Linked DNA regions of Mus musculus: regions 1, 2, 3, 4 and 5 are each linked to region 6. The links are chromatin loops, found by intact Hi-C in ENCODE. Cell type or tissue: gastrocnemius. All regions are shown on one strand. Region 1 has its middle 14 kb from the start of Galnt14. Region 2 overlaps Galnt14 (polypeptide N-acetylgalactosaminyltransferase 14). Region 3 has its middle 50 kb from the start of E330032C10Rik. Region 4 has its middle 33 kb from the start of Galnt14. Region 5 holds the start of Ehd3 (EH-domain containing 3). Region 6 overlaps Xdh (xanthine dehydrogenase).

What was found. Peaks named below come from ENCODE experiments on the same cell type or tissue, not always from the same donor. Only the 100,000 strongest peaks of a DNase experiment are listed, where the experiment ranks them.
Region 1: a loop joins it to region 6, with 4 times the contacts of the local background. A loop is called at or near these places in 8 of 42 quality-filtered maps.
Region 2: it touches region 6 in a loop (7-fold over the local background); 18 of 42 quality-filtered maps call a loop at or near these places.
Region 3: a loop joins it to region 6, with 10 times the contacts of the local background. A loop is called at or near these places in 41 of 42 quality-filtered maps.
Region 4: it touches region 6 in a loop (7-fold over the local background); 26 of 42 quality-filtered maps call a loop at or near these places.
Region 5: it touches region 6 in a loop (13-fold over the local background); 23 of 42 quality-filtered maps call a loop at or near these places.

Annotation. Positions count from the first base shown.
Region 1 is chr17:73,721,475-73,726,474 of GRCm38, forward strand. No RefSeq gene overlaps it. Among named protein-coding and RNA genes, the nearest start is that of Galnt14, 14 kb to the left of the region's middle. In gastrocnemius, a CTCF peak has its summit at 2,997 (motif pointing right); a DNase peak (open chromatin) is centred at 2,958.
Region 2 is chr17:73,569,671-73,574,670 of GRCm38, forward strand. The region is part of intron 2 of Galnt14 (polypeptide N-acetylgalactosaminyltransferase 14); the gene reads right to left. Among named protein-coding and RNA genes, the nearest start is that of Gm46602, 95 kb to the right of the region's middle. In gastrocnemius, a CTCF peak has its summit at 2,959 (motif pointing right); DNase peaks (open chromatin) are centred at 2,304, 2,513, 2,968 and 3,371.
Region 3 is chr17:73,298,468-73,303,467 of GRCm38, forward strand. No RefSeq gene overlaps it. Among named protein-coding and RNA genes, the nearest start is that of E330032C10Rik, 50 kb to the left of the region's middle. In gastrocnemius, CTCF peaks have their summits at 2,973 (motif pointing right), 3,819 (motif pointing right) and 4,959 (motif pointing right); DNase peaks (open chromatin) are centred at 2,996, 3,384, 3,838 and 4,951.
Region 4 is chr17:73,741,018-73,746,017 of GRCm38, forward strand. No RefSeq gene overlaps it. Among named protein-coding and RNA genes, the nearest start is that of Galnt14, 33 kb to the left of the region's middle. In gastrocnemius, a CTCF peak has its summit at 3,105; a DNase peak (open chromatin) is centred at 3,110.
Region 5 is chr17:73,802,321-73,807,320 of GRCm38, forward strand. Ehd3 (EH-domain containing 3) reads left to right here and starts at 2,521. Exons shown (of 6, transcript NM_020578.3): 1 at 2,521-3,149. The coding sequence starts at 2,923. In gastrocnemius, a CTCF peak has its summit at 2,334; DNase peaks (open chromatin) are centred at 2,477 and 2,823; H3K4me3 peaks cover 2,430 bases; H3K27ac peaks cover 2,173 bases.
Region 6 is chr17:73,879,680-73,884,679 of GRCm38, forward strand. It overlaps Xdh (xanthine dehydrogenase), which reads right to left. Exons shown (of 36, transcript NM_011723.3): 36 at 4,216-4,804. The coding sequence ends at 4,754. Among named protein-coding and RNA genes, the nearest start is that of Xdh, 68 kb to the right of the region's middle. In gastrocnemius, a CTCF peak has its summit at 2,702 (motif pointing left); a DNase peak (open chromatin) is centred at 2,675; H3K27ac peaks cover 1,671 bases.

The sequences.
Region 1 (5,000 bases), 160 kb before region 6:
GAGCTGGGAACTGCCAGGTTAAGACGAGAGCTATTTAAGATTCCTCACCTAGGGAGATTTTCATTTTATATGTATTGTGTGAATTTTTTTACTGCTGGAGCATGTTCAACCATCACTTGTGTAATTAAAAATAAATAATTAAAATCCTTGAAGGCTGATGGGTTTTTCTTTTCGGTCTTGCAAAGACAAAGCAATCTCTAGGGAGCAGAAAATGACTCTGAAGTTTGCACTGGTGTGTGTTGGAGGGGGACAGGGAGCTGGGGGGGGGGGAGTTGGTGGTGGCATGGAATTCCATTTGCAGGAGCTGAGTGGAAATGTCCCTTGGATGCTAATACAACAATGTTTAACCCCTGATGAAGTGCATTATGTAGCACTTATGGTTTGCAAAGCACTTATGGTGATGACCAAAGAAACTAGTGACTAGCAGATGTGACTAGGAAAGAAAACGTGACTAGAAAGGAAGAGTTTATTTGGTTTACACTTCTGTATCACTGTTCACCATCATAGGAGCATCATAGTCAAGACAGGAACCCAAACAGGGCAGGAACCTGGATGCAGGAGCTGATGCAGAGGCCACGAAGGGTTGCTGCTTACTGCCTTGCTCCTCCTGGCTTGCTCAGCCTGCTTTTCTTATAGAACTCAGGACCACCAGCCCAGAAATGACACCACCCACAATGGTTTGGGCCCTCCCTCATTAATCACTGATAAGAAAATGCCCTACAGGCATTTCTATAGCCTGATCTTATAGAAGCATTTTCTCAATTGAAGCTCCTTCAGCTCTGATGATTCTAGCTTGTGTCAAGCTGACATCAGACTATCCAGGACAGATAGAGACAAGGACCTATTAAGGGGCAGTTCTAAAACTACTAGGCTAATGGTAGAACCTGAATAAGCAGTGGAAGGTAGGAAAGGAAAGGAAAAAAAAAACAGCTCTAATCATTTTCCCTCTCCTTCCCTCCTTTTCCTCTCCCTCTCTTTCTCCCTCTCCCCTCTCTCCCTCTCCCCTTCCTCCATTCCTCTCCTTCTCTCTTTCCACACCTCCTGTCTCTCTGCTCCTTTCTGTCTCTCTTCTCCTAGTTCCCCCTTATCCTCCTATTCCTTCTCTTCTTTATCCCTCACCCTTGTTTCTCTTTCTTCTAACCACCGGAGACCTGTTTCAGGATGCTAGGCCTTTCCCAGAAGACATGACTAGTTGAACGACACCCTTCTCAATCTCTCTGTCACACTCCCAGCCACAGTGATTATGTTCACTGATCAGGCTCCTCCATTATTAGTTCTTTGCTGTCATTAAGATGCTAATCAACACTGCGAGGAAAAAGTGATCACCTCCATGTAGGCCTGGGGACCCCAGAGCCGGGCCAGCTGTCCTGGTGACCTCAGACTGCGCTCTACACCCCAAGAGCAGGGTCCCTCGGCTTCTCATAGCCCGAAGCCTGCCTAGCGACAGAGTGGAGGAACGAGCAGTCAAAACTACTCGCTCCCACCTCACCGAGCAGCCCAAGCACAGAGCAGATGGATGCCACCACCCTTTAACCCACAGTCTCGAGCTTACAATACCCAGAGGTACTTTCCAAAAGGCAGACCAAAGAGAACAGGGCAGGCATCTCAGCTGAGGATGCCGCTGAATGCTGCGGAAAGCTGAGAACGGAGTGGGGGCCCACGGGCTGGATCTAGCCTGGGCCGAAGGGAAAAGGACAGAAGAGAGCTTCAGCTGCGTCCTGCGGGGACAAGAGAGTCCTTGGCTTGCTCGGTGGGTGCCTTGGCTTGGTGGAGACCTTGGCTGAGAGCTCTGAGAGACCTTTTGTGGGAGACTAGGCGGGCCGGCTCTTTAGAGGAACACCTGCTCCATTGCTTCCTCACTGCAGATCCTGATGAGAAGATGGAGTCCATGGTTTTAAAGCACTTATTGTCACGGCAAAGAGTAGTGATGAGTAAAACTGTACCCCTCTTTCTCAGGGCGGGCCTGAGGTTAAATACCTTTTGCAGGGAGGAGTGTCTAGGAAGGGGAGCTTAATTGGCTAAGCCCTTCCGACTTTTAGGTACCTCATTAAAATGGAGATGTGTCTTGAGGCTAGGTGATCTGAGGTCACATCCTCTACCTGTGGAGGGGCTTAGGGTGTTGCCCTTACTTGACTGATGGCCACAGACCTATGGAGTGGAGAGCCTTGTGTCAGGAGCCTGTGACAAAATGCCTACCGTCCCTTGCAGAGTTATCTACAGGGTCTCCGAAGCTTTAAACCTAGCTCAACCAGAAACCATGCTGTCTTTAGCAGTTCCACACTAGATGGCCATTGTTTGAACACAAAGACAGAGCAAAACCAGACAAGCTTTCCAAACTCAGAACAAACAAAAGCATTCAGAAAAATAAAGACAAGAGGGGCCAGCGAGCAACTGCACAAGCCAGCTAAGGGTACATACGCACTGGGTATGGAGTCACTTGGACCCTGTCTGAAGCTCAAAGAACCATAGTGAAAAGCATGTGTCTCTGTCCCAGCCTCACTACCAGCTGTGAGATTTCATCAAGCGACTCAGTTACTCTTTCCTCCATCAGGAGTTGGCCTGGGAAATCTAACAGCAGTTGTAACTCCAAACTACAGTGCCACTGTATCCCTTGTTGACATTTAAGTACTTATATGCTTCAAAGATTGCTTCAATTCTAACAAGGTCCTATGTTATTGGTTGCTTTTAGCCAGAATGAGGTCAGAAAGGCTGGAGTAAACAATTCGCCAGGATTGCACATAGAATTGTAATCTAGAACCATTGGAGTGACGCCAGGACAAAACCAATGACCAACAACTCATTTCTCCAAATTTCCCTTGCACCTGAAATGGAATGAGCTTGGCACACATAAGTGCTCTTCCAGCTTCTTCAAGAAAATAATTCCTCCTGGTTTCAAACTTTGGGGAAACTGGCATAAGAAACAGCTGCAGAGTTACTACTGTTTGGCTCCCAGCCTGTTTCATCCCTTATTATGGGGCTCACACTTTAAGGACATTGCCATTAGGTGGTGGTAAAGAGCCACACGCACTGAATGGGATTCTAAATAGCTCATAACCGCTTAAGACTAGCAGTGTGGATTGAGACGTGAAACTCATTAAGGGCGTGGAAAGAAAATAATCCTTAAACTGACTTAAGCAAAGAAAAGCAATTCATTACATACATAACACACAGCAATACAAATAAAAAGTTAGGCAGAATATGCATGTGTGCTTTCCTCGATGAATCCCCAGAGGTATCTAGAAAAACTCTTCTAAGTAGATCTTCTCAGGAGCCCTAATTATACAGCTAAGCTATCCATGAACCTGAACCATAGCTGGGCAACAGAAGTTAAACCGTGGTAGACCCTCTGATGCTGAGCCCTCCTTCTCTCCAAAGGAAATATTCGAGGACTGTGCTGCTGATCCTCTGCTTGGTTACAAGATAGACTATTTCATCCTAACTCCCCCCCCCCCCCATTGGCACCAGTGACTTTAAAAACAGGAAAAAGCCTCTTCAACTCTACTTCTCTTTGACTCATCCCTGAGAAGAAAATCATTCCAACCTATTTCCTTTCTGTTAAACAGGGGTTGGGTGCAATTGCTGCAGTATTAATTAATGATGAGACTCTTGGTCTGGTTGCCCTGGCAATGCCCACCAAAGCATCAGACCTCTTCCAACAGAACAACACATCGAGCAGTCAATTAACTGTTTTCTTCACAAGTGTTCGCCGAGTTCACAGAACACCTGCTATAGAAACGAGCACCCAGGGGAGGCTCAGTAAACACTTGCCGACTAGCTGGCAATCTGCAGCCAGAGAGGTGAATGCCAAATTTACAACCTTGAACACCTGATCATATTTAGCTGAGACTGAGACTCTATACAAAAGGAAATAGAAGCATATTCAATTTTACAAGGTCCTGGTCTCTTTTACTACCAATAATCTTTAAAAAGGAGTAAAGATTTCCACTCAGGGAGTGAAGAAGAAGAGGGAGACCATGGAAAGGGAGAGAGAGAGACAGAGAGGCATACACACACACACACACAGAGGGAGAGAGAGAGAGAGAGAGAGAGAGAGAGAGAGAGAGAGAGAGAGAGAGAGAACTGGATCAGTTCTTTCCAGCTTTTTACAGTCACTGCCCTCTCCCAAGTCTACAAAGATTGGCTTTGAATGTCAGTCTTGAGGCCAGTGTCATAGATGGCCCCTCTACCCATTAAGAATAGCTCATTCTAGGTCAGCTGTCTAAGTAGGATCATTTGAATCTCTCAACTGTGGCCAGTGGATAACGTCAACAATATACATAAACACGAGACCTAGCTCTCAGCTTAGCTATACACAAATGTGATACATCTATTCATTTCTTCTAACAATGTGTTCTTGGCTCTAACATCAACAAAGCTGGCCCTTCCAGGTTCATCTCGCATCCAAGTAGAAACCACTTGTCCCATTGCCTGCTTGAATACCGGTTCCCTCTGTTCATTCTTTTGACTCTAAAGAACAGAGCCACTTGTGCTAGCCAAAATAAAGGGGAGTTTATTTTTAAAATAAAGACTAATGCCTAGATAAACCAGTAAGAGCTCTTGGGAGCAGAATCCAAGGAAATGGAGAGCAGCAGGCTAGTGTCTGAAGCAAACAGCCCTGAAACTCTGACTCCCCCTGGCTTGTGTTGTCTTCCTCTGTGTCTTGCTCTGGGTCTTCCGGCTTTTGCTGCTTTTGCTCCTATAATTTAACTTTGCCTTTCCTGGGAGTGGACTCTAGTCCAAGCTCAGATCCTGACAAATAATCCTACCATTCCTCAGAATGCCCTCTCAGACTTGACTGGCTCAGCAATTTTAAGAGAAGGAGCTGATTGGCTAAGCGATTTCAACAGAAGGCTCTGATTGGCTCCACTTTTCTCAGGAGCCTGCTCAAGAGGATTTGTGTGAAGAGCCACAGGCAGAAGCAGATTCCAGTTCCAACTGTCTTGGACAATCTCTTCACTTTGGACTTTGGACAGCCACCTGAGAAGTTGGGGACTAGCATC
Region 2 (5,000 bases), 310 kb before region 6:
CTGGCTATGGTATTATTACTGCCCTTACTCCTGGTGCGAGGAGAGCGCTAAGGACTCGGTCAGTCCATCAGCCTACATGGGAGAACCAATGCCTTCTCCTCCTCCCACCCCTCCCTGTCAAGTCACCTGGTTTCTTCAGCTTCTGAGGCAATTCACCCCAACAGCCCTCTCCTGGCAACTCTTGCTCTAATGCTCAGCTAATAGTTGTCTGTTCCAGGCACTGTCCAAATGCATACTATAAATCAGAATCCAATTACTGTGGTAAGAAAATTGGAAGCAAATTTAATAAGCTTAGACCCCTCCCACGTGCTGTTTCTTAGCTCTTTCTCTTTTCAGTAATGAGAACTCTTCAAAGGGGGAAAAACTTTTTTTTCCCTTTAACTCTCTGACTGCGCTCTCCACTTCTCATATGAAGCTTCTGGGGGTAAAGGATAATGAGAGAGGGCTTCTTTAGCTCCTCTTTCCTCTCTGCATGGAAGACAGGTAAGGGAGGGAGGGAGGAAGAGAGAGAGAGAGAGAGAGAGAGAGAGAGAGAGAGAGAGAGAGAGAGAGAGAGAGGAGGGAGAGAGAAAGAGAGAGGTTGACAGTCTTTCTAAAGTCTTTCTCTTTTATTTATTCAGCAAACAGATATCGTGCCCCTTATCACACACCAGACACTGTAATTGATGTTCAATCTGTTCCTTTCTCTACAGGGCAGTTGACACCAGAACAAGCAGGATCTTTGCTGCAAGGCAGGATGGTCTCCTTAGCAGGAACAAAGCCTGCATCACTGGGGCTCAGTTCCACGAATGAGCTAGGCAGCCAACGTAGGTCATTGGCTGTGAGGTAAAGCATGAGACCCTGCAGTTCACAGAGCTTAGGAACAGTGATGCCAGTTGCCAAGAGGACGCCGGGATGAGGGTAGAAGAAGAGGGGAAAGAGGGAACAAGGGAGACCAGTCTATACAAGGCAGAAGCCAAGATACCAGGACAGAGGGAGAGGCACACAAATACACAGGCAGGTGGATGCACTTATCCCAAGGCCTCTACTCTCTCCTTAAATCCCGAGGCTTCTGGCAGAACCAGATCACACATGGACTTCACTTGGCCTGTGCTTCACAGAGCAGGTCTCAGAGTCACCTAAAGTTCTTGCTGAGCCAGGTCTCTGGGGTTCACCTGAAGCTTTCTGGGCAAAACCTAAGACTGTGCATTTCCAACCTGCTCCCAAGCGATGCTGCCACTGGTGGTCCTTTGGTCTGGAGAATCAGGCTTTCAAAGCCATTGTGAGTTCTTGCTATTCAAAGTGTGAGCCACAGACCTTAGGCATTGCCGTCATCGGGGAACCTATTCGACATGCAGAACCTCAGAGCTGAAGAGATGGCTAAGAGCATTGGCTGCTCTTCCAGAGGACTCAGGATAGCGACACACATGGTACAACTACCTGTAGTAGTTCCAGCTCCTAGGGATCTCAATCCCTATTCTGGGCTCCTCCAGCAGTCCCCATCCATGTGACATTCGCTCTCTCTCACATACAGGAACACAGATGCATAAATAAAAATTATAAAAAAGAATAATAAACCTTAAGAAGAAGGGAAATGCTGGATATCAGCCCCCCTCGCCCCCAACCTACTGAGTCAGATGGACAGACATCCCAAGACGACCTGTCTGTTTGCCTGTTTAAGTCTGAGAAGCCCTCACGCAGAACGGCCACCCTCAAGTCTTGCTGCTCATTAGAGTCACTTGGGAACTGAGCAAGGACACACTTGAGTTGATTGGAGTCTGGGTATCAACATATTTAAACGGCTTCCAAGTGCCTCTCAGAAGGAGCCTGGGTTGAGAGCTGCTAAGACTGGCATTTAGAAACCAACATATCCCACCTTGATGCTGCTCATCTATTTCTCTGGAATCGAGCCTGACCTTGAACCCCACCTTTGTCCTTCCCCAGCCTCACCTCCACACCTGACAGTCTGACCCCTCCATTCTGGTTTTTGATCTGGTGCTTCATTAGTTTGTTTAATCATCTCTGGTTTTCTACCAGCGTGCTTCTCCTCCACACAAGGCTCAGCTATCATTCATATATATATATATATATATATATATATATATATATATATATATATATATGAAAATAGGTCAACACTCTCCATATTTTATTTGACCCTTATAACAACCAAAGTGCATGGGATCATTATTGTTATTTTTATCCCTGCTTTTTAAAAGAGAAAAGCAAGGTGCAGAGAAAGTGAGTTAGTCCATTCATCTCAGCCAGGATGGGAAATGGCTGCCAGATCCCGGAGACCCCATGCTGACCCTAGGGTGACCCTGTACATTGTTCCCGACTTCAGCCTGTTTTACATAGGAGGTCTGGCCTGACCTCGTGCTGGCAGTGAACTGGTGATAAATATTTTCATTTCATCTCTGAAGATTTGGGTAAAAAGCAAGACCAGATTTACAGCAGTGATCTTCACTGCAGATTTGTCCTCCAGGGGAGACATATGGGAACGGTATTTTTGGCAATCACAACTTGGCGTGTGGGGGAAGGTAGCTGTTAGGGTAGGGAGTGCTACTGGCATCTAGTAATAGAGGCCAGAGAAACTGCTAGAATCTTGGGGTGCCCAGGATAACCCCTCCATGAAGCATCATCAAGCCCAATATGTCAGCAACATTGTTCTTGAGAACTCTTGACCACCATTAGCTATGCTGGTCATAACTGAGGTGGGCAGGCCCCAAAGTGAGTCCCATGGGTTCTATTGGTCTGTGTGGACGAGCTTATGGGACGGCACCAGCATCTGTAGGAGACTCACAGCAGAATTAGGAAACCTGGCTGGTGAGGACGCTAGTCATAGATGGTTTCCGTAAGCGGGAGCTGGATGAGGGAGATCCTGTATGTAGCTAGGACCCAGTGATCTGGGTCTGAGGGAAGAACACAGTGCTTTTGTGGACAGGCTCTGGGGTTCGTTCTTGAGATCTCAGGGGTACCACCAGCAGGGGGCAGCACTCTACTAAACTCAGCCTAGGGTTGGAGGATCCAGTTGTCCTTGCTCAAGAACCTCAAGATGACTTCTGATCCTAGGTACCCACCCCAATTCTGAGCCTTGTGATCTCTATTCTTTTGGGCTTTTTTTTTTTTTTTTCGGGTAACATTTGCTGAATCCAGAATTCTCTGAGTAGCACACTTCCAGCTCCTGGAGGGCAAGGCTGTTGCCCTGAGGCAGTCATACGGCTAATATTCTTTCCCCTTTTGTCTTCTCAAACAGTATCAGGATTCTACCTCAGTCCCTTCTGCCCTTCCCACTGCCTCCCTGCCGATTACAACTCTTTAACAGATGGAACCCTGGGTAGGTACAGAGCCCAGAGCTGGCTGGCAAGCCAGGCTCTTTGACGAACAAGCTTGGCTCTTCCTTGCCTGACCCCACAAGTCTGGCCTTTGTGCAAACATTCACTTCTGCTTTGCACCGGAAAGTGAGAGGGCAGGACAGAACTCAGCACGCTCACCTACTTGGTGAGCTCTTGGCATGTCCTCCCATGGCTAAAAGCAGTCGTGCCTGCTCTCCAAGGCCTCCCACCCAGTTGTTCCAGTGCCTGTTTCCTTCCTGGGGGGCCTGGCATCTAGAATCAGGACAAGGAAGTAGCTACCTCACTAAGACCTAATGAGGCTTCCCACAAGCCCCTAATGGGGCTTCTTTCCCTCCCTCTCTCCTGATCTCCCACACGTAGTTTCTGCTCAAGGAAATATAATAACTTGGTATTTAAATTTTTGCTCAGAGAGGAGTAACAGGATAAGGGCTGGGGAATTCAAATAGCAATATCAAAAAGAATTTCAATGAGACTCCGACTCTAAGAGAGTTTAGGCCAGTAGGAGGGAGGAGGAGGGGACTCTGGCTATAGGGGACACAGACACTGCTGCTTAGGGGGACATTCATGGCATTTTATAGGGAGAGTTAAATTCACAGATTGGTCAGCGTTAGTAGAAACCAGGCCATCATCCAGTTTGTAGCCTTTGCTGTGTTCATGTGGACACCAAGACTCCAGTTCCATGCAATACTGATAGTGACTAACGAGGACAAGTTGAATGTCTCCACGGGATACATGCTGCATACAGGATTTCCAGGTTGTGCAGCTCTGCTTTGGCAACCGAGTCCCAATGACTTCATATAGTAATGCTCAAAATTACCAACATAATAAGCCTCAACAATTATAAAAGTCCTTTGTATGCAAATTCTTTTTCTACAAATGGGGACCCAAACCAACTAACAAAGACAAAGAGTCAATACTCTCTACCCTTACACCAACACTCTATACCTTGCCAGTTGAACTGCCTTTGACTCTTGCCACTCAGAGGCCAGTCTGTGTTGGAATGGGTGCAAGGACAGTCATGCATTTCTCTGTGACTCTCTAGCATGTGTGGGCCAGAGCATGGAGGTTTAGAGGGGGAAAATAATTAAGACCCAATTGCTTTCTCAGACCTCAGAAGCAAGCAGAGGGGCTACCAGGACCAAAGGAGCAGTTGGCAAGGAAACAAAACAACCCCCTTCACAAAGCCTCTTTCTGCTTCTAACAAAGCTCTCTACCTGCTCTCTGTTGTGTTCTGGAGCTGTGACCTCTCTAAGCCAGTGGCTACAAAGAGGGTATGGTGAAAGGCCCCCTGGGCAGGCAGACAGGAAACAACTCTAAGTGAAGAGGCCCCTCTGAGTCTCTTCTCACCTTGTAAAATGTGCATGAGATGCTATGGAAAGAATTTCTCTTAGTGACAGGAGAGAGCATAGCCTGAATTCCTGAGGGTTTACCCATCATGCCCTTTGCTTAGAGAGCCAGGCTGGAATGTGAGACTTGGTCTGGAAAATCCAGGTTCGGTCTTTTAGTGTTCCACTAAGCTTTTAGCATTATATAGCATGCATCACCTAGGGTGACTACCAGCTGAGGAGCAGGTGTACCCTCTGTGGTGGGCGTCTCACTCTCTTCAACCTCCAAGTAGAAAGCAGGATCTTTGGGATAGTTTGTGTGCAAGCAGTGTGTAGCACA
Region 3 (5,000 bases), 580 kb before region 6:
TGGGCTAAGGGCATCTCCCAGGAAAGACAGGTGAGGCCAGAGAGGAAGACATGAGCAAAACTAAGATTTGTTGTCCAGGAAGCATCCACGCCTGCCCTGGCTTCATGTTGACCTCTTTGCAGAGACTGGAGATGGATCAGCGGTGAACAGACACTGAGGGCAAGACCATAGCCCTGCAGTCCTCCATGCAATCCAAATGTGGTCCAAAAGACTCACATTCATAGCTCCCACAACAGTGCAGGTTCGAGAGGCAAGGGAGGGAAGAGCACACCAGCTCCAGGGTGGGCAGGAGATGATGGAGGTGTCTATGCTTGCAGCTCTGCGCAGCGTGCCTTTTCTATTTTCTTTTCTTCCAGTGCACTGCCATGTCATTTTTAAAAACCATATGTAGGTTGTTGCAAGAGAAATAAGTCTTAGATGTCGCCTGGCTCATACTTGGGGCCCTGGAAATGTATTGACAGAATGAAGAAATCCTTTCCAGGGATTCTCAGTATACTGAGGCAACAGAGATGATGACAAAGCCCATACATATATTTAAACATGAAGTCAGAACTGATATTTAAGTCTCCAGACACCAGCCCTTTCTCTTGATGCTTTGCTGAGCAGTACCCAGAAGGAACTGTAACAGGGACGCAGGGATCCAGGGATGAAGGGAAGGCCTCTTTCAGGCAGTCACCGTCTCTGCTCCTTGGTTCTTATACCCATTCCCACCCCAGAGGCTTCCTGTGGGAGGTGATATGACGGAGCTGGCCATCTCCCCTTGCTGTGGAAGCATTTGTGCTCATGAGAGGACGATAACCCATCATTCCGCTACTGTGGGTCCCACAGTGTCACCAAGATCAGATGAGGCCTTTTGACAACATCATCTTATGTCGTTCTCATATTAACCTTAAGATGTCCACTAGATGTACACTTTAAAAGACTACCTTTTCCCTAGGAGGTTTTAGGGTCACAACAAAATTAAGCAGAGAGTGTAGACTTCCTTTTGTTTTTACCTGCTCCCAGCCTGCCTGAACTTCAATATCTCCTACCAGGATGGCCCTTTTGATGCAACAGATGCGCCAACATTGGCACCTCATTATCCCCCAAAGTCCACAGATTCTGTTGCAGGTTACCCTGGGCATTAAAGTCACGACACAAGAGATTGTATCTTTTAGCATCTACTTACAGAGGCGAACAGCTGGGGACCAGAAGTTAAGATGAAGGTCACACGGGAGGAGGTGGCTGGGATTCTAGCCTGGATCTTCAGGATTTTATACCCAGCCTTGTGGCTTCTTGAGGAGGGTCCACCATGACGGGTACGGGCCAGCTGCTGAGTGGAGCTTCCACCTGTGGGGTTTGCAGATAAACCTACATTGGCTTTCTTTTGTAGTAAGTGGTTTCCTGTTAACTCACACTCATGGGCTTTCTCACAGAGAGTGTGAGTTGCCTGCTGAATGGAGTGACCAGATAGGTTGGGGCTGGAGACATTCCTATAGTGACTGACTCAGATATCAGACATCAGAACATTAACATGCGTCGATTACCATGAAATCAGATATCTGCACCACAGGAAGGTGTATCCAGACCTTCTCCTAGGCTATTTCTCCCTCATCTCTAGGTACCCCAAAGACTCAGGGTATAAGGTAAACATCCGTTCTTGCTCCTTTAGGGCATTTCTGGCTTATTCTGGTCAAGCTCCGCCTCCCTGTATGTTGTCCAGCCATTCCAGTCCACAATGGCTCAGCCTGTGTAGACTGGACTGTGGGCAGCCAGCCTAGACTTTCCCCATAAGTGTTTGTGTAGACCAGTGGAAAGAGTGTAGCTCTGAAGCAACCATCTATGTTTTACCCTCTTAGCTCATGGCTTTGGGCACAGCCCTGTTTCCTGAGCTGATAATTGTGGTTTAAGGCCAGGAAGGGGGCTTAGGAACCAGAGACCATAACATAATTCCCATTGCACCACAGCTGTGTTCAGCAGCTGGCATCCCTCATCCCCAAGTGAGATGCTCAACTCTGAAGAACCTCCCATCTTTAAAGTATGCCAGATGGGGCTGCCAGACAGAGGCCGGGGGGGGGGGGGTCTCAAAGCCCAGTTCTCTCGTCCAGCAGCCTGACAAACAGCAACCAGTTTGCGTTTGTTAGAGGCATTACTACAACTCATGAAGCAGGACTTCAGCCACTATTAGATTTCCTCTGCCGACACCAGGCGTCACTTTTGGTTTTCCTGTGAGGTGCCTGACATCTTCCCCTCCTGCAATCACTAGGCAATGCTTCACTGCCACTTCTAAGCTAGGGACAATGATCTTCCCCCGGGGAACAGCAGTGACTTCAGAGGGTGTCCAGGCTTCCACCAGCACTCCAGGTCTATCACAAGACTGTCTGGAGCAGGCCCAGGATAGCCTTCACAAAGTCCCCCAGTGAGTCTGTTTTCAGTGCCGTTGCCCCCATAGGATAACTGCCTCATGGTCTGTCTTTCCAGAGAGAGATAGAGATAGAGATAGAGATAGAGATAGAGATAGAGATAGAGATAGAGATAGAGATAGAGATAGAGATAGAGATAGAGATAGGGATAGAGAGAGAGAGAGAGAGAGATAGAGAGAGAGAGCCTGAGCTGGAAGGACCGGAAGGGATGAAATAAAACTCACTCATCAGTTGTTCAAGAATTTTTAAAAAGTTACTGCCCCAAATACTTTATAGGCAGAGGTACTGCTGGCTGGGTGTGGAAATACACTCCAGATCCACACATATATCAGTTTAAATACCAGCTCAGCAATTACTAATTGCATGCTCATCTCAAGTTACTTCTCTTAGCTTTTAGTGTTATTTTCCCAGTGTTAGAATGGATGGTAATCTTTACTTCAAAGACTTATAATTCACTAGAGACATACAAAACACAGAGCCAAGCATTGCCTCTCAACTCAAAATCTTCAGTGCCCGCCGACTTTGAAATTCTTGGCTTGTGTCTCCTTTCCCCACTGGTGTAATGTTCATCATCACCACTAGATGGAGATAGCGAGGCATCTCAAGGCTTAGTGTCGTAGCCAACAGCACAAGGGAGTTCCAGGTCCCATCTCCAGTGAGTGTCTCCAGTACCCAGCAGGAAGCCTCCTGGGCCCCAACGTCAATCCTTTAAAGAAAATAACTGCCTTTTATTCTTGGTAATTGCATGTGCATGTGAGTTAGCTTTCCCTATTTAAGTTGTGGGTGTGACATAGCAGGTGTTTTGAAATGGCAGTACTCCAGCTCTCACCTTTAGAAGGTTGGTGCTAAACATGATTTCATAAGAGAAAGTGGCCACGCACCATCAGAGGCTATGGCGACTCTAGAATTTGTATCCTCAGTCTGAGCCAATTACCACTTCCTTCCGGGTGGGGGGCGGGGTGTCGGACGGGTTACTCCTGTACAGACCTCTGCTGCCGTCTAGGGAAAACCTTATCCCACGAGTGTCTACTGTTTTCCCTCTGCAGACAATGGCATTTGGGGGTGAACTGAAGTCTTTGCATGCAGTATCTGAGTCAGTGGCCTGATCTGTTACACAGCCATACGGGGATGGGGGCGGACAGAAATGACATAGGTGAAATCCAGGATTCCTTTATTGGGCTTTGGGCTACTCCTATCTGGTAAGAACTCCGTATTAGACTTGGGGAACAAGTGAAGGCTTCAAGGGCCATGTCAAACTAATTGAAGAAACTAATTAGGGCCAGACTGAGGCATAACTTTAAGGGACCCACTTCAGCCTCCAATGCTCACATTGTGAGTTACTGCTCTTGGTTAACCACAGCCCGGAGCAGACTTCTGGCAGGCTCTTTGCCTGCAGGGCCCGCTGTGGGGCTGGACAGTTATTGGTAGGTTCGCCACTAGGTGTCACTGTCTCACCAGCATCTGTCCAGGGATGATGGCTAACTCCAGGTAGGTGGAAGAGGTTGTTCATTTTCATGCCGATAAACATCCAAGGTAGAGAGAGACGCATCTGCTCCCATGCTGTGTGGAGAGAGCGCGGTCCCGCATACTGCCCCGGACAGTGTGAGTCGCTAGGGCTGTTAGTGAACCAGTGGGTCTTTTTCATGGTGATTAAATGCTGCCTTCCGTGCTAGTTGCTGCTTAGACTCTTAGGAACTTGTTCCCCAACCCTGATGTATAGAATAGACCTTAGAGGTCCTTGTATCAGTCTTACTTTTCGGAGAAGGGGCCCAGACAGAGAAAGCCTTCCCCCTAGGACATCGCCCAATAGAGGCAGAGCAGACCTGAGCCTTAGGCTGGGTGGTTCTGGGTTAAGGCTGTCTAAGCCACCATGTTCCTTGTTTTCCACTGTGCTCCATCAACTCTGCTCTTACCATTCACAGAGCAATCAGTGTATGCTCTGATCTTTGTTGCTGCCCTGAGCTGGAAACATATATAGACATAAGATACCATGGCATGTGATAGACCCAAACAGTGTGTGTCTCAGGGGCAGCATAGGTCGGGAGCAGGCGATTTTCCTCTCTTTGGTCAAGAGCTCTTTTCCAAGACTCTTTCTGGGGGCATAAAAGGGACAGTGGATTCAAAGATTATGGGGACAGGTCCACAAATAATCTATTATCAAGTGGAAGTGGTATATACATTCATGATCAGGCCCAAGAGGGTCCTGCGGGTGCAAGCAAGTTACACCAAGTTGTCTGAATGTGTGTATTTTCTCCTCCTGCTTCAGTGCCTTCTGCTCTAAAGCATGAGCCTATAGTTTTGTGGGAAGATGATGGTTCTGTGTGTCATACAGGAGCCACCCAGAAGTGGACAGCTGCAGCATTCTAGCCCCCTCTTTGGGACAACCGTGAGATGGCAGTGAAGGAAACGTTAGGAAGGACACAGGGTTGTATATTTGGCTGTGGCAACTCGGATGATACCCAGGTTACGGTCCTCATAAAGACCACTGGACACTTGCTGGCCCAGGAACCTTAGAAGGTAGAAGAGTTGAAGCAGCAACTATGACCACCAGGGGGCAGTATTTCACCACATTCTGCTTAATCCAGGACCATTCTCCCA
Region 4 (5,000 bases), 140 kb before region 6:
TAGCCAAAGCGCTCTGGAGGAAACGATCCTGCTTCCATAGTCCCTACCAGAGAGTGGTCCCAGTCACCCAAGAAAACAGCTCCTGGTGAGTGGCTCAGATAGCGTGGACACTCAGATCTATCCAAATCATAATGAAAAGCAGGGGTAAAAAGATATGGGAGATCCACTTACAGTATTGTGAGAGGGGTAGAAGCAGTCATGGATCCTAGGGTATGTCATACTTCCATGTCTGGTCCATCTGCCATATCAAACCTTCCAGTGACTGGTGAGGTAATGTAAATTGAGTTGAGGTTTGCCCAGGAGGATGGTACCCAGAGGCCAATCATTCATATATATATGTAATATTATATTGCAGTCATATATATGTAATAAATATATATTGCACATATATTACATGTGTATATTAATATTATGTGTATATATGTAATATTATATTCAAACAATAAGGTCCAATCACAGCTGTCCAAAGTTCAGCTTCCAAACTAGTCTCCTGATAATCTTGGGTATTCATCTACATTTCAGGAGCTTCAAATGGGAGGCATCACTGGGGCATCACCACTAAGAGGCCATCTGAATGAATGCCTCACGCATCTTGTGAACAGTTGCTGTGTCCTGAATATCTGGTGCTCCTTGTGCCTCATGTATATTTAGCATGAATCATGAATATGCAGTAGCTATTCTGTTCCTCCATCCCTTCCTATCTACATTCACACATATGTGACTTTAACTCTCTTAATCTAGTTCTGATACATCTCACAGCCAGTTGCTTATACACTCTGCATAACTAGCCTCCTGATTCACTTATCTTAGTTCACGGAGAGAATCTAATACCCTCTGTGAAGGCATATTATGCTAAGTCCACCAGAACAGTAACTCAACTTCCACCCTACTTAAAGAGGTCTCCACAGCCCCTACCTTTCTGCATCTTTGCCACACTCCTGTGAAGCAGGAGATAGCATCCCAACTCAGAATCTAAGACTGACTGACAGGGTTAGTGATTTCTCTAAGGCCATAGCTACAAAGTCAGTGGTAGCATAGGAGAGCCAAGCATGAACCTTCTAGCTTCCAGTCAATGTCTTTTCTGTTTCATCAGATTAATCCTAGACCATGTCTACTCTCCAAGGACCCAACTCTCATAAGAAGTCTCAGGATTCAGAACTACTAGCTCCTGAACTGGCTTATATCTGAAAAAAAAAATCAACTCTGGAAGTCTGAGAATCAGCCTTGTATACACACACACACACACACACACACACACACACACACACACACACACAAACACACACACACACACAAGTACTCATGTGCACAAATGCTTCATGCTTCACAGAAATCACTTGCTTCTAGGAACGGGTCCAAGCAGCCCCTCTTGTCAGTCCAGCTTCACAGTCATTTGTTCATTGTAAGAGAATGCAAGAGGTTTTTCTGAGCTCAGCCCCTCTAGCAGTTTGTCTGGTTCATCCAAGGCACAGTGGCAATGTGAGAGAAGAGATCTGTGCCCAGAGACCACTGCAGTTCTTTTAATGAGCCCTCAGACCAGGGTACTCTTAGCATATGTGCGCCCATCAACCTATGTCAAGTACTCTAAGAGCCAGAAAACCAATGTTCTTTACCAGTAAACCAAGCAAGCTTCTCCCAGGAGACCACACAGAACAAGTGCTTGTTAGTTCACTTATGCCACGGCGTGACCCAAGCCCACCCTTCCAGTTGTAGGCAATGCCAAGTGAACCAGTGACCTAGGGCTGACTCCAAGTCTCTCAGACTATGCTCAGGCTGCTGATGGCTGTGCTGCCTCTGCCAGGCTTCTGCTGCTGCTGCTGCTGATAAACACACCACTCTGCATAGCTGGATGATGGGACAACAGTCCATTATTTAAGCCTCCCCTCAATCTCAGGCTGGCCCGGGATGCCCCATCTCCTGCTAGGCAAAGTTTCCTTTGTGGCTTGCAACCTGAAAGCAAGAAGCTCTGGAACTTCACTCAAGTAGTTAACCGTCTTTGGAGGAGACATTTAGGATGTATTAGGAAAAGGACTCCTAAGTATTTTCAATGGTGCCCAAGAGATAATGTCCTCAGATAATCTATAAAGGTATGTGTGTCCACTTAGCCAACATCGGGTGCCTGTTTCAGAAAGCCACTCAGTCCTATAACAAGACCAGGACTAGTGGGAGTCATTCTTAGACAGGTTTTATGTTTCTGTAAGTAATTTTTTTTTTCTGTAAGTAACCTGAAAAGAGACCGGGGCTTTTTAATGTTAGCATTGGGAGAAGTAGGATAGCTGTGAAGTAGATGCACTGGCCACAGAGCATGATAGCCCGGGTGAGTGAAAGAAATCTCAAGGAGCCTTGTGATGAGAGGATCAAGGCTGTCCTCTGATCTCTACACATGAGTGTTCTCTCTCTCTCCCTCGCCCCCCCTCTCTCTCCTCTGTTTCTCTCTCTCTCTTTGTCTCTCTGTGCCTGTCTCCCTATGTCTCTTTCTGTCTCTGTCTCTGTCTCTGTCTCTGTTTCTGTCTCTGTCTCTGTCTCTCTCTCACACACACTCACAATGAGTGTAATTTGTTAAATGGTAGGATTCAAGGACATATGCAACATGGAAGTGTAAAGTGGAATACTGGGGGGGAGAAGGTACAAGTGGGGTGTAGGGGTCAGGAAGACTGGGGTGAAGAGAGAGTTTCAAAGGACCAACTCAAACAAGAAACATTTATGAAAATCCTATAAAGAAATCTGTTACTTTAATTATTAATTAAAAATTAAATAAGAATAAAATGATAAGATTCACCTGATTGTCTTTAAATAGCCTTATTAAACTCATAAATAATAAATGAGCTGAGCACTCAAGCCTACCCCAGGATTCAGGGTGGATGTGTATAGAATAAGTACTTAACTCACTGTTTGCTCTTTTCCAGAAATAAATACAAGCAAAAAGGCACCACTGGTCAAATAAAAGCTCAATAGAAGAAAAGAGTCAGGGCAAGGAGAGCAAATCCAGTTAGGCTGGCAAGGACCCCTAATGAACCAGGCTTTCCCCTACCCTGTTCTAAGAAGCTGCCTCTGACTAACCCAATGCGTCCAAGAGCTCTTGTGTGTGGATAGTCCGCCATCTAGCGTTAGCAGTGGACCAGGCTCATGTCACAACAGGAAGACGGTGCCCTCCTGCAGAGAAATGACAGCACTCAAGGTTGTTAAGGGCCATTTGCTTGAACAGCAGTCAGATGTTATGCCATCCAGACTTAACAGGAGCTCCGTGAGGTCAGCATTCTGGTCACCATTTCACGGACAAGGCTGAGAGCTCCCTCCAGAATGGTTGAGCCATTTAACCAAAGTGTCTTGAATCACGGGGAAGGTCAAAGATTTGCCTCAGTTCACCCTGCTGACACCTTCCTTTGCTGCTGGTGAGGGGAGGGTCTCAGCAGCATGGCTCACGTTCCACCCCTCTGAGCTGTGAGCTGGTCTTCCAGACTCAGCCTCCATTATTTGCTTCTGTGTCTTCTTTCCTGTAGGCAGCATCCTCTTTCCAGACAGGGAGTTCTCGGTGTCCTTAGGGCCTAACCTGGTTCCTCCCTTGATATCTAACCCACTGGAGAGCCTTAGTCAATGTCTTCAAGTAGATAGCCAGCTAGCTGGACCAGAGATGAACAGTCACTTCCCTAAATGGTATCATCATTCCTGGGCCAAGAGACCACCACATGCTAATCAGCCAAGCACACAAGCAGCCAATCAGCACAGAGAATCCTCATCATGATAGAAGCCCCAGGGGATCAGTTGAAGTCCAGTCTACACTTCTTGCCGGGGCTCCCCACTGTTAATACCAGGCCAGTTTTAAGTCACAACTGATTGCTCAACGTGGTTCTTGGAGCAACTCTGTCAGTTCTGAGTCTCCAGGTTTTACTGGGTCTATGATTCAGAAACCTTCTGGTTGACAGCCCAGGGCTCTGATGGAAAACTTGCTGTGTCTGAAGCAGAGGGAGCAGAGGTAAGCAGAAAGTCAAGTCTCTCTCTGTTTGACTCAAAGGATATTTTAACATGGAGACAGGTGCTTTCTTAGAGGTCCCTGCAGCCAAGTGTCTTCATAGAGATGGGGCAACCCCCTAAGGCCACACATAAGAGAGGATTCTATATACTCCGAGAGAAAATGTGATGGAAGGCAAAAAAAATACAATTCTATACATTGGTGTTTTAGGAGAGTGATCACTCTCGAGGCAAAAATAAAAATAAAACATAATAGTCATAAAATACTTGCACTGCCTGGGGGGGGGGAATTGGAGCTTCATTTATTGAGTGTCTGCAGCTTGCTGGCTTTATTTAATCTTTGTAATGACCCAGTGATGTAAGCATTCGGGGATGCATTTTACAGATTAATTAACCAAGATGCACTCAAATAGTTAGCATAACTCTTCCTGAATAGTCGTTGTTTTCTGTCCTGCTAGATTTCATGTTCCTCTCTACTTAGGAAACTGGAGAGGAGATGTAACTTGGGACCTGAAGCTAAAGACCCTGGGAGACTTTGATTGCAGAGCTCATCGACAACTAGGCAGCCATGCTCCTCCCTGAAGCCAGGCAGAGCTGGCCCACTTTTACCTACCCAGGGCCCACTGTACACTTCCTCCCTTTTCCTCCTATTACAAATACATACATTTCGCTGTAGAAACGTCCTGGAGGCTAAGCTCATTTCTCTAACCCAGCATGGTGACAGCAGGAAAGTCACGCTATTTACACTCAGCTGCTGACTGCCCTGCTCTGAGCCTCATCTGAAATCTAGAAGGTTCTTTTTGATGACTGAATTTTTACACAAGACATAAAATAAGAAAAGAAGAGGGGATTTATTTTCTTTGTAAGAGTTACTAGTTTCCTTTGGGAGCTTGACAGCAGAGAGCAGGCTTCACTTTGGCATGCTCTGTGTGAGCCCCATCTCAAGGCAACCTGATCCCGGGGTCCCCGGATCAGGCCTGCTTTGCTACTGGAGGCCTGGAATCTTGCCTTTCCTCAGCCATCTTCCATTG
Region 5 (5,000 bases), 77 kb before region 6:
CTACCCAAGGGATCCCCTGTCTCTGCCTGAGTGCTGGGATTAGACAGTCCTCCACCCCATCCTGCTTATACATGAGATCTGGGGATCCACATCGCCATCTCCCAGCTTCATGCTAAGGACTTTACCCACTGACCCATCTCTCCAGCTTCATGCTAAAGACTTTACCCACTGACCCATCTCTCCAGTCCTGGGCCTTGAACTTGTGATTCTCCTGCTTCAGCTTTCTTCATTTTTACTAAATCCAAACCTACTAGGTTTTTGTTGTTGTTGTTTGTGTTTTCAGTATCTTGTTTAAGGATATATTCCTGGACTGTAATGACATTCACACATTCTCTACTGCAACTTCTGTGTTTATGAGGTTTCTGAATTTGCTGGCATTTTGACTGTGTCATGATTGTGTTGGTCTATCTCCATGCTAAAACCACATCATGTCACCCACTACAAAAGGCATCCACCTGGGCAGGTCCCATAATATTTGTTTGGTTATTTGTTTCCATCCCTTCCCGCCTCCTGCCTCCCCTCTCCTTCCCCCTTCTTCTAATCCCTCTTGTGGATGGAATATCAAAGCTGTTTGTACACCATAGTTCAATATACAGTTTAGCTCCACCTCATTAATTTTCATAGACAACTCCACCCGAGTCATGAGATGTCTGTGATATTGCCTCCTGGCTTCATACATTGGTGGTAATGTAAAACATGAGTCTGAATGGTTTCTCAGTGCGGACTACAGTGCTCAGAAGAAGATAGTTCACTCTTGGGTTCAACAAGAGTGTCAGGAAACCTGAACTAAGGAAATTTTATTCAGCACCATCTCTAATAGTCCCCACAGAAATCCCACAGTGTCAGCAAACCCCTCCTCTACCTGCCATGCCTACAGGTTTATTCCAAGGGCAACCCATCGTAGCTCAAACAGATCCTCTACCTACTCACTCTGCTCCCTTGCCAACTTCTCCAGTCATTGCATGAGCTTTGCAACTGTCTGGTTCCCAGAAGAAACTCTGAAACCACTCTAAGCTTTGGGTGACCATCCTTTCCTCCTTCACCGCTTATCAGACTGTCGATCCTACTGCCGGAGTCTCCTGACTCTAACCTCCTCTGCTCCCCCACTGCCGCTGTTCCCTGATGTTCTGCAGTTTCCCAGCCTCCACCCCTCCAGACGATGCTCCCAGACTCCCCAGCTCGACCTAGTCCATTAGCTCCTTATCTTGTTGGTGGAAGGGAGGGCAGTGGGAGCCCTCTGCCTTAGGAGAGAGGAAAGGCTTGCCACCTCACTGGTTAGAATCCTTCTAGAACTGTCATTGACTTTGTTCCTTGTTGCTGCCCCACCCTTTGCCACATCTGGCCAATGTCTCATCACTGTTCTTGGCATTGCTGGCAATGGCACGATCTTCCTCAGAGGGGCGCTACAATGTTGCTTCCTGAGATCTCAGCAACCCCTGTGCTTGGTGAGCATTTTGTTACATAGCAATTATTGGTAATGATATTCTTATGGGTTTCCCATTTCTTGTTTGGCTCCTATCTTGGTGTGCACATTCTTCCATGCCTGTTCCCATCATACATTTCACGATCTACCATTTTGGATGTAGCTCTGCCAAAATCTTTACACTGCTCTGGATTGTTTTTAAGAAGGCTTTTTATGTGACCTCAAATGCCTTCCAGTCTTCTCTCAGCTCATCCTTGAAGAGACATCTCACAGCCATGTTTCCTGTAATGCCTTCAAATTGACCACGAAAAAAGCAAAAGATGGTTCTGCTTGCTTGCTTGCTTTTTTTTTTATTCTTATTTTTATTTAATTTAATTTTTTTTTTTTTTTGAGACAGGGTTTCTCTGTGTAGCCCTGGCTATCCTGGAACTCGCTTTGTAGACCAGGCTGGCCTCAAACTCAGAAATTTGCCTGCCTCTTTTCGTGTCTGTTGTAATTCTACCCTGCTACATCTCCTAAAAGGCTCCTCAAAGACTCAGCTTTGTATGTAGTTGTGTCAAATTAGGTCGCTGCCCCTTAGCACTCCCTGCCTGTGTGTGTTTTGCTGGTTTTACCTACCGTATTGAGTGGGAGAGAGGGGGAGGAGAGAAAGAGGAAAGCCGTTTTTGTTTGTTGTTTGTTTTTCACTTCACCTCAGGCCTGGTGAAAAGATAAGTTACTGATTTTTTGGTTATTTTATGTCACTTGTCAGGGGCACCTTCTTTCCATGCCCCAAGGAAAATACAGTAGAATTTTCCCCAAATGGGTCCCAATATTAGTATCCCCAGGGAACTGACCTCAGTAACCAAAGGAACTGAGTCTCAAAACGGTAGAGTAGGTCAAGGCTGTCTTAGTCTCCGTCCTTGAGAGGGCGCTGCTCCCAAGTCAAATCCCCAGGGCTGGGAAAGAAATGCCTGCGCTTTCCCACAGGACTCTGGCAGCAGCTTTTTGCAGATAGAGTCCGCGCGGCCGCAGAGCGCCTGCCCATAGACATGGCGGCGCCCTCCTTGGCTTCGCGTCGCCCTGACCGTGGAGCTGGCCGGGTTTTGCCAGTTCTCGGGGACTTCCTGCACGTCTGGCATTTAAACGCGCGCCGGGGGCGGCGGGATGCTGCTGCGGATGCGGAGCTGTGTGAGCCGCTGCCTACCCGGCGCAGCCTGGGCTCCGCAGTAGCGGAGCTCGAGCATCCTTTAGTCATCTATCTGGGGAGACCTGGAACTCAGGCTTCGGCTTCCCGGCAGGTTTGTCTTTAATTTCCAAGGTTGCAGTTCTCTTGACACAATCCACAGCATCCTTCTCTCCAACCGGGCTGTGGATGAACCTGGGACTGGACTGAATCCAGCAGCTGGGGCAGCCCGGGCCATGGTGCGTCTGAGCCCCGAGCTCTGGTAAGGCAGTAGTGGCGGCGTTGTTCGAGCTAGGCGGGTGCCACTCCCGGGAGCTTCCTCCCAGCTGTCACAATGTTCAGTTGGCTGGGTAACGATGATCGCCGCAAGAAGGACCCTGAGGTCTTCCAGACGGTGAGCGATGGACTCAAAAAACTCTACAAGACCAAGCTGCTGCCTCTGGAAGAGTATTACCGCTTCCACGAGTTCCACTCGCCCGCCCTGGAAGATGCTGATTTCGACAACAAGCCCATGGTCCTGTTGGTGGGCCAGTACTCTACCGGCAAGACCACCTTCATCAGGTGAGCCTCATCTGGGTGCTGAGCCTTCCGGGTGACGTGGAAAGTCTTCCATTAAGGGCTCTGAAGAAATCCCTGTGGGAGGCCTCAAAAGTTGATCCTACTACCGAGTCCCCCATTGATTCCTATATGATGTCCCTCCTCAGTTCTTAGCCCTGGTCATTTTATTAAGAGTCATCCCTGTTGTCTGATCTGGGCACTGAAACTGAGGCACAGAAGGAACCAGACTCCTAATGAAGGTGGGGATACCGTAACCCTCCTTTTGACTAGAATCTCTTATCTCGTGAAGGGCTTGGGATTATCCCGGGGAGCCTTACCTTTGCAGCCGAGTTGTTCTCATGGTCGCGGGCCTGGGGATGGGGGTGAACTGGAGACCCTGGGGTCATTTATTCTTTTACCGTTTTTCCTTCTCTCTGACAGTGCTTTTAGGGCTGTCTCTTAGAGAAGCAGAATACTTTTAATAAGTTTCTTCTTTGAACTTAATAGTTCAATAATAATAATAATAATAATAATAATAATAATAATAATAATAATAATAAAGCAGCTTACAGAAGTAGAGGAGATACTAAGATGCCTCATCTGGCCCTTGACTTTGCAGGTGAGATAGCAGAGGTGATGGGAGGATACGTGATGGTTTAGAGCTGCACAAGATGGAAGCAGCCCTCGGTGCCTGTGAAAAATGTTAGCTACGTGCCTGTAACTTTAACAGGGAGTCTTCCATTCCGTTGAATGATAGATTTTGGGGGCTGCAAGCATTCAGAGAGAAAGTCAGAAAAATCCAATAGCTCTGAAGAACAGGCCTCTCTCAATCTTTACTGCATACAGACTGCAAAGCCAGGCTGCCCTTTTCAAAGGTTGAGGGGTACACATATTCCAAAGGTTGGAGGCTGCTTATGGCCCTTTGGGCTAAGAGGTCACACTCTTACAGGTGCCGTATCCTCCCAGAGTCAAGGGCACCCATCTGCAGAGGGCTTTAAAGCAGCAGTCCTCATATTTCTGGATTGGCATCATGATCTACAGAGCCACGTGCTTTGCTTGTCAAGGAGAGCAGCAGAGTTGACAACCTGGTGACTCATTTTTCAGTTTCTCGTGTCTCCCGCGCTAAGCTTCTGGGAGCCGTGTGTGTACCATGCTAACCTGTCCTGTCTGAGCAGAGCACCAAATCATTTGTCTTTGTGGAGTGGACAGTCTTGGGCTGTCAACTTGACCTGCAGCTTTGCAAGGTCAAATGATTTCTGAAGTGGGGACCTGGGGGTTGTGGCTTATTAACTCTAATATATTTTAAACATGAGACATAAATCCATTGTGGGTTTTTTTTTCACCTTGTTTTTAAAAATCTAAATCACTTTTCTTTTAAAAAAAAAAAAAAGAAAGCTGTAGCACTCTCTTTAGAAAACTCCACGGATACCCTATGTTTACCTGTAGTGTTGAATGGATTTAACTGGGAACACAGAGGGAGAATCTTGGATTCAAAGTCAACCCTTAATTTTATTAAACACCAATTGGTGCCAAATGTGCTTCAGAGATACCTGGGTTGTGCACACAAGTTCCTTTGTATCGCTGTTCTCCACCCTTTTGGGTTTATGCCTCATGGGAAGTGTGGGCAATCTGCAAACTGTTCTTGGCTTCGCACCGCCTTCCCTGGCCCTCTGATCATCCTTGGTCATGACCCTGAGGACATTAAGCTACTGGACCATCTCCTTCCCGCAGTAAAGGCACTTTGGTAGCTTCTGGACCTGAGCATGTCCAGGGACTAAGCTCTGGGGAGTTCCCAGCAGCCATCTTGCAAAATGGGAGGGAAGAAAAGCAAATGTGTTTTAAGAGCAGGGTCCCCCGAACACTAGAAAGTTTAAG
Region 6 (5,000 bases):
CACCCCCATCCCCATCCCTGACCTCATTCACTCCTCACAACAGCCAGGCAAGCCTGATGAGCTCATGGTACTATTTTACATGTGAATGGACTGAGATTTAGGTGAGCAAAATAAACTTGCCAGAGAAAAGGGAGCAGAAGGACAAGGGCTTGGGCAGGCTGTGGGTGTTTGTTTCTGACACCGGAGAGCTACCAGAGCTACCAGAGTCTCCTGTGTCACTGTGCCAGCCTATCCTGGGTGGAAAGCAAGAGAAAGAAGTGTCCACAGGGATGTACCCACCTAGGAGGGCAACTGAAAATATGCTACCTAGTCGGAACACAGGAACACACACACACACACACACACACACACACACACACACACACACACGCTGGTTCAACAACACTTAGTGATAATTCATGCATTAGGACCATTAGCCAAACAGGGAACCCAAGCACAGGCCACTCAGATTGTCCAAGAGACACTCCAGGACCCCAGACTGAAGGAGGAATATGTCAGAACGAAAACAATCCCAAGATGAGAACCCTTGGTCTTGCTCCTGTTCACGGAGCCCCCAGGCGAGGAAGGACTGCTACTTTTCCTCCATACTGAAAGGGAGATGGGAAGGGGAGAGGTCAAGCCATAAAAGAGTACCCAGTACATTCCCTGTGGCCACACTGGAGCCTGTGGCCTCGTACAGTGCTAGCTCCTTTTCCCATTGGGGTGACACTAAACCCTCCAGATGATCATCCTGAGTGGCCCCACCCTACCTGGTCTACTGGTCCCCTTGCTGTGCCAAACTGCAGGAGTGCTCCTGACCCTGGCCTTGTGCCTCTCACCGTCCTGAGGCCTCAAGTTGACTTGACCACACCTGCCCAAGTGGATCTCCAAATGCTCTTCACGAGTCTCCCTCCTTTTCTCCCTGGTTGGAAAGATCCCCCACCACCAGCGTCCCCACACACATAGACGTACATACACACCTACGAATGCTCTCCTCTCTTTGTCAAGGGCAATATACAGCCTTCTGGCTTCAAAGAAACCTCTGCAGAGCCTCTCAAATGTAATACTCGAGTGCTGTATCCCTTTCACGTCGACAATACGCTACAGGAGGCAAAACCAGTTCTCCACCACGCCCTCACACAGTTCCTCATGTGACAAGTTGGCACCTTGCTTTCGGAATGAGATAGTGTTCTTGCACTTAATGCTTTCCTCTCCACTTGCAAAGTAAGGAAGAGTTAGAATCTTGTTCCCAGAGCCCGGGCGTAGAGGCACAGCAATCAAACATTCCCGTTTATCACGGTGCTCAGCTTGGTCCTTCATCTCCTCTCCAAGCAGGGAAAACCAGGTTCTGGTCACCTCCCAGCTCTTAGAGTGAAGGCTACAGAAGAGAAGGCCCACCTAATTAGCAGACTCGTGGTTTTGTTGGAAAAGCAGGAACTCGGAGTTGAGAGGCTGTATCGTAAGCCTGGCTCTGCCATTAAATGGCTTTGGAGATCTAGACCCAGCTGGCTACCTCCACCCCCGCCCCCACTCCCACCTTGTGAACTCATATTCTATGGTCTCCATGTTCCTTCCAGCTTTAGGATGCTGAGTTAGTTGGTCTGGGGGATTGTAAGCAAGGCCTTGGAAGTTCAAGGGCAGAGATGACGTCAGAATCCCTTTGGGCAGAGGCTGTCACTTCCACTAGTGTCAATGGCTGCTTTGTTTCAGGTGACAGGAGAGTCATAGAGTCTGTCTTCCAACTTAGGGACATGCCCTTCTCTACCTCAGGATAGAGGAAAAAAACAAAAGCACAGCTTCCTGGGTCTGGGGCCATGAGGGCAATCTCAGGCCTCAGCCATTCAAGGAAGCTGCAAGATCCAAAACAGGCAGTGCTGGTCTTCCAAGTGCTCTGTCAGCTAAAGATAAAAATATCACGGGCTCGGGGATGTTCCCAGGCATAAATCAATCAGCCCGGACTATTTCTGTTCTTATCTTTTGCCCAGGGTTCCTCCTGAAGACCTCCATCCCGCCCTCTCCTCGCTGCACCCCAGCCACCTTACCCAGAGTGGGATGAGCATTCAAGGCTTCCCTTACCTCAAGTCACTCACTATCTTATCCACGCCAATATGGGAGTCCTTACCCCACGTGCAAGTGAGCAGGCAGGCATTCTGATGCCTTAGCTCCCATTATCCTGCACATCAGGGACCCTGGGCTTTTCTGATAATCAGATTGATCCCCTCCATGGTATGTCAGGTCTGTCAGCCTTTTAGGCAGAAGAGCTACCCCTGGTTCTGGTGGGCTTCTAGAAGGAAGCAGTCTTGACTAAGACCCCTCACTACTGGCACGGTGAGAGTAAGGCTTGTCACTCGTGTGCTTACAGGGATTAGAGTACCTGCCCCTTAGGGCCACTTGGAGGATTAAATGAGGCTCTGTAGATAAAGCATTAAATTTGGCACATGGCATGTTGCAGATGTTCAAAAAAAAAAAAACAAGAATTGCCTTCCCCTGCTAGCCTTCCATCTGGCTGTCACCCTCCCACGACTGACCCGTGTCTTGAAAAAGCTCCTTTGAGAAGATTTTTGTCAGCTTGTCAGGTTCAAACCCAGCTCCCGGGGAAGCCCGTGAGGATATCTGATCCACTCCCGGATCCTAAGTCAGTGTCCTAGTAATAACCACAGATGCCACACTGCCGGGCCATCTGGAGAAGCCTGCCTTATCCTCGGGCTTCTACCGCCCTCTAGAGGCTGTAGTGTCACATTGCTGTCAACGCTGGTTAGCCCTGGGAGAGACTGAGGGACCTCACTCCACAGACTTGAGGCACCATGTGGATTAAGGTAAGACAGAAGGAAAGGCAAGATATCTGAGGAAGTCAACACCTCAGAGTAGCATGGAGAGTTCTAGTCCACAAATTTCTGCGTGAGTTCCCCTGAACAGGGTTCCTGCGTCAACCTCAGCACACAAGGGAATTCCAGTCATTCACTGTTCACTCAGTAGAACCTCATTAACGAAGGGTACATCTCACAACCTTGCGGAAAATCATCTGAACCAGGTCTGTATAGCTCAGTGTAAATACCAGCTCGGTGTTTAAAGCATTGCCAACCTCTGCCATGTTGTAAGAACAGCATATCTAGACTACATTGAAAGGTGTTTGTAGGCGGGAGGTTGCTCCATTATAAAGTGCTTATGTTCACAAAGCCCCAGGTTTCATGCCAACATCCCATAAGTGGGACAAGGTGGCAGATGCCTGCAATCCTAGCAATTGGCAGGGGGACTGTAAGTTGAAGGTTATGTTCAGCTATATAATAAGTTTGAAGCTAGCCTGGGATCTTATCCCAAAAAGATAAGGGGGAGGGAAGGAGGAAAAAGAGAATGTGGCATGTGCATGCATGCATGCATGTGCACGTGCGCTCGTGCGTGTGTGTGCGTGTGTGTGTGTGTGTGTGTGTGTGTGTGTGTGCGCGTGTGCATGTGTATACACATGCACAAGCTCACTCATTTTAGAAATAATGACTAGCTATGGAAGATGCTAGCATTTGATGGGAGAACCTCTAAGCATCTCTCATATGGCAAACAGCTAACGGACACATTTATTAGGACATCAGACATGACCGTCTGCATCTGCATCGTTTCTGCCTGTGCTCCTCCCGTGGCCAGACATGAAGACTGTGTCTGGCAGGCTGGGGGCTTGAAAGGAAGCCGCTGACCCCATTACCTCGTCCATTCAGTACTGTGCTGTGCTGGAATCTCCTGCCTGGGCAGTGGGGGGGACGGGGGGGGGGGCTTATCTTTCCTGTTCTCTTTACCAACTGCGAGCAAATGGAAGAATCTACGCAGGGTTCATTCGGCCCAGACATTGCATAAGAGCAAAGGGGGCCAAGTCTTTGATCGCTGCAGCTCCCTTACGTAACAGGAGTTTTCGGGTCATGTATTTATAGACTTAGAGCAGGGGGAGATCCTAGTGATTATTGTGGTCTAAGTCTTTCATTTCCCAATAAAATGCATCAGAGGAAGAGAAGGCATTTGAACGGCACACATGTGAAGTCGAACTCGGGCTTTCCCCTCTGACTGATATTGACCTCAGTATCACAGTTTCTAGGAGAAAATTATTCTCAGGGAAGTCCTTAAACAGAATCTTATGTATACATAAATGGGAGGAGAGAAGAGACCCAGCGCGCTGTAGGCACTCAATGATTAGATTGGTTGGAGTTTTGCACCAGAGAATAATCTAACCTTAGTAGCTCAACAGACCTGGAATTAACCCCACATTCATTATCATGTTTTATTGTCTTCTATGATGTAAAGGCAGTTGGAGGTTTTAATCCCCCCCCCCCACACACACACACACACTATTCCACTGAAGACTATGAGTGTGCAGCTGCGGTTACAACACGGCCCTTGGTGGCTTGGCAGATATAAGCTCTCTGAAGAAAGCATGCAGATCTAGAGAAACGTTGGTTTCAGCGTCAGGAGGTGTGTGAGAATCTTAGTTACACAGGCCATGTGGCGAGTAGGGACATAATGCAAACCCTTGCTAACCTCATTTCAAATATGTGATCAAAAATGGACTCAGAATTACCCAGAATTACTCAAAACTGCCACTTGGGCCAGCAGCTCCCCGTTTGCTTATTGGTTTGTTTGCAACTCATGATTTGGATCACAATTGTCCATTTTCTTGAAAATGCCATCCTGCTGAGTCCCCATGGGATGTGTGGAAATCTGGATACTACGGTATGCACTTGACATTCCGAGGAATCAGGGCTGTAGTATAAAACCATACTGGGGAGCCTCCTTTTCAGATCCTCACGGACCAGGATTTACAGTTTTCTGGTGTTCCAGTGGCACACTAGGAAGAAATGAAAGAATTGTCATTGCCATGTTTCTTCTATGGTGTCCCTCCCACTCTATCACAGAGACACCACAACCAACACCATGCCAAGACCAAACCCCATTTTATAGTCTCAGCTAAGGACGACACCCCAGCACAGGACCCCTTAAGTTCCTAGTCCTTCCTTTATTTTTACTGAGCATGTCTGATGTAG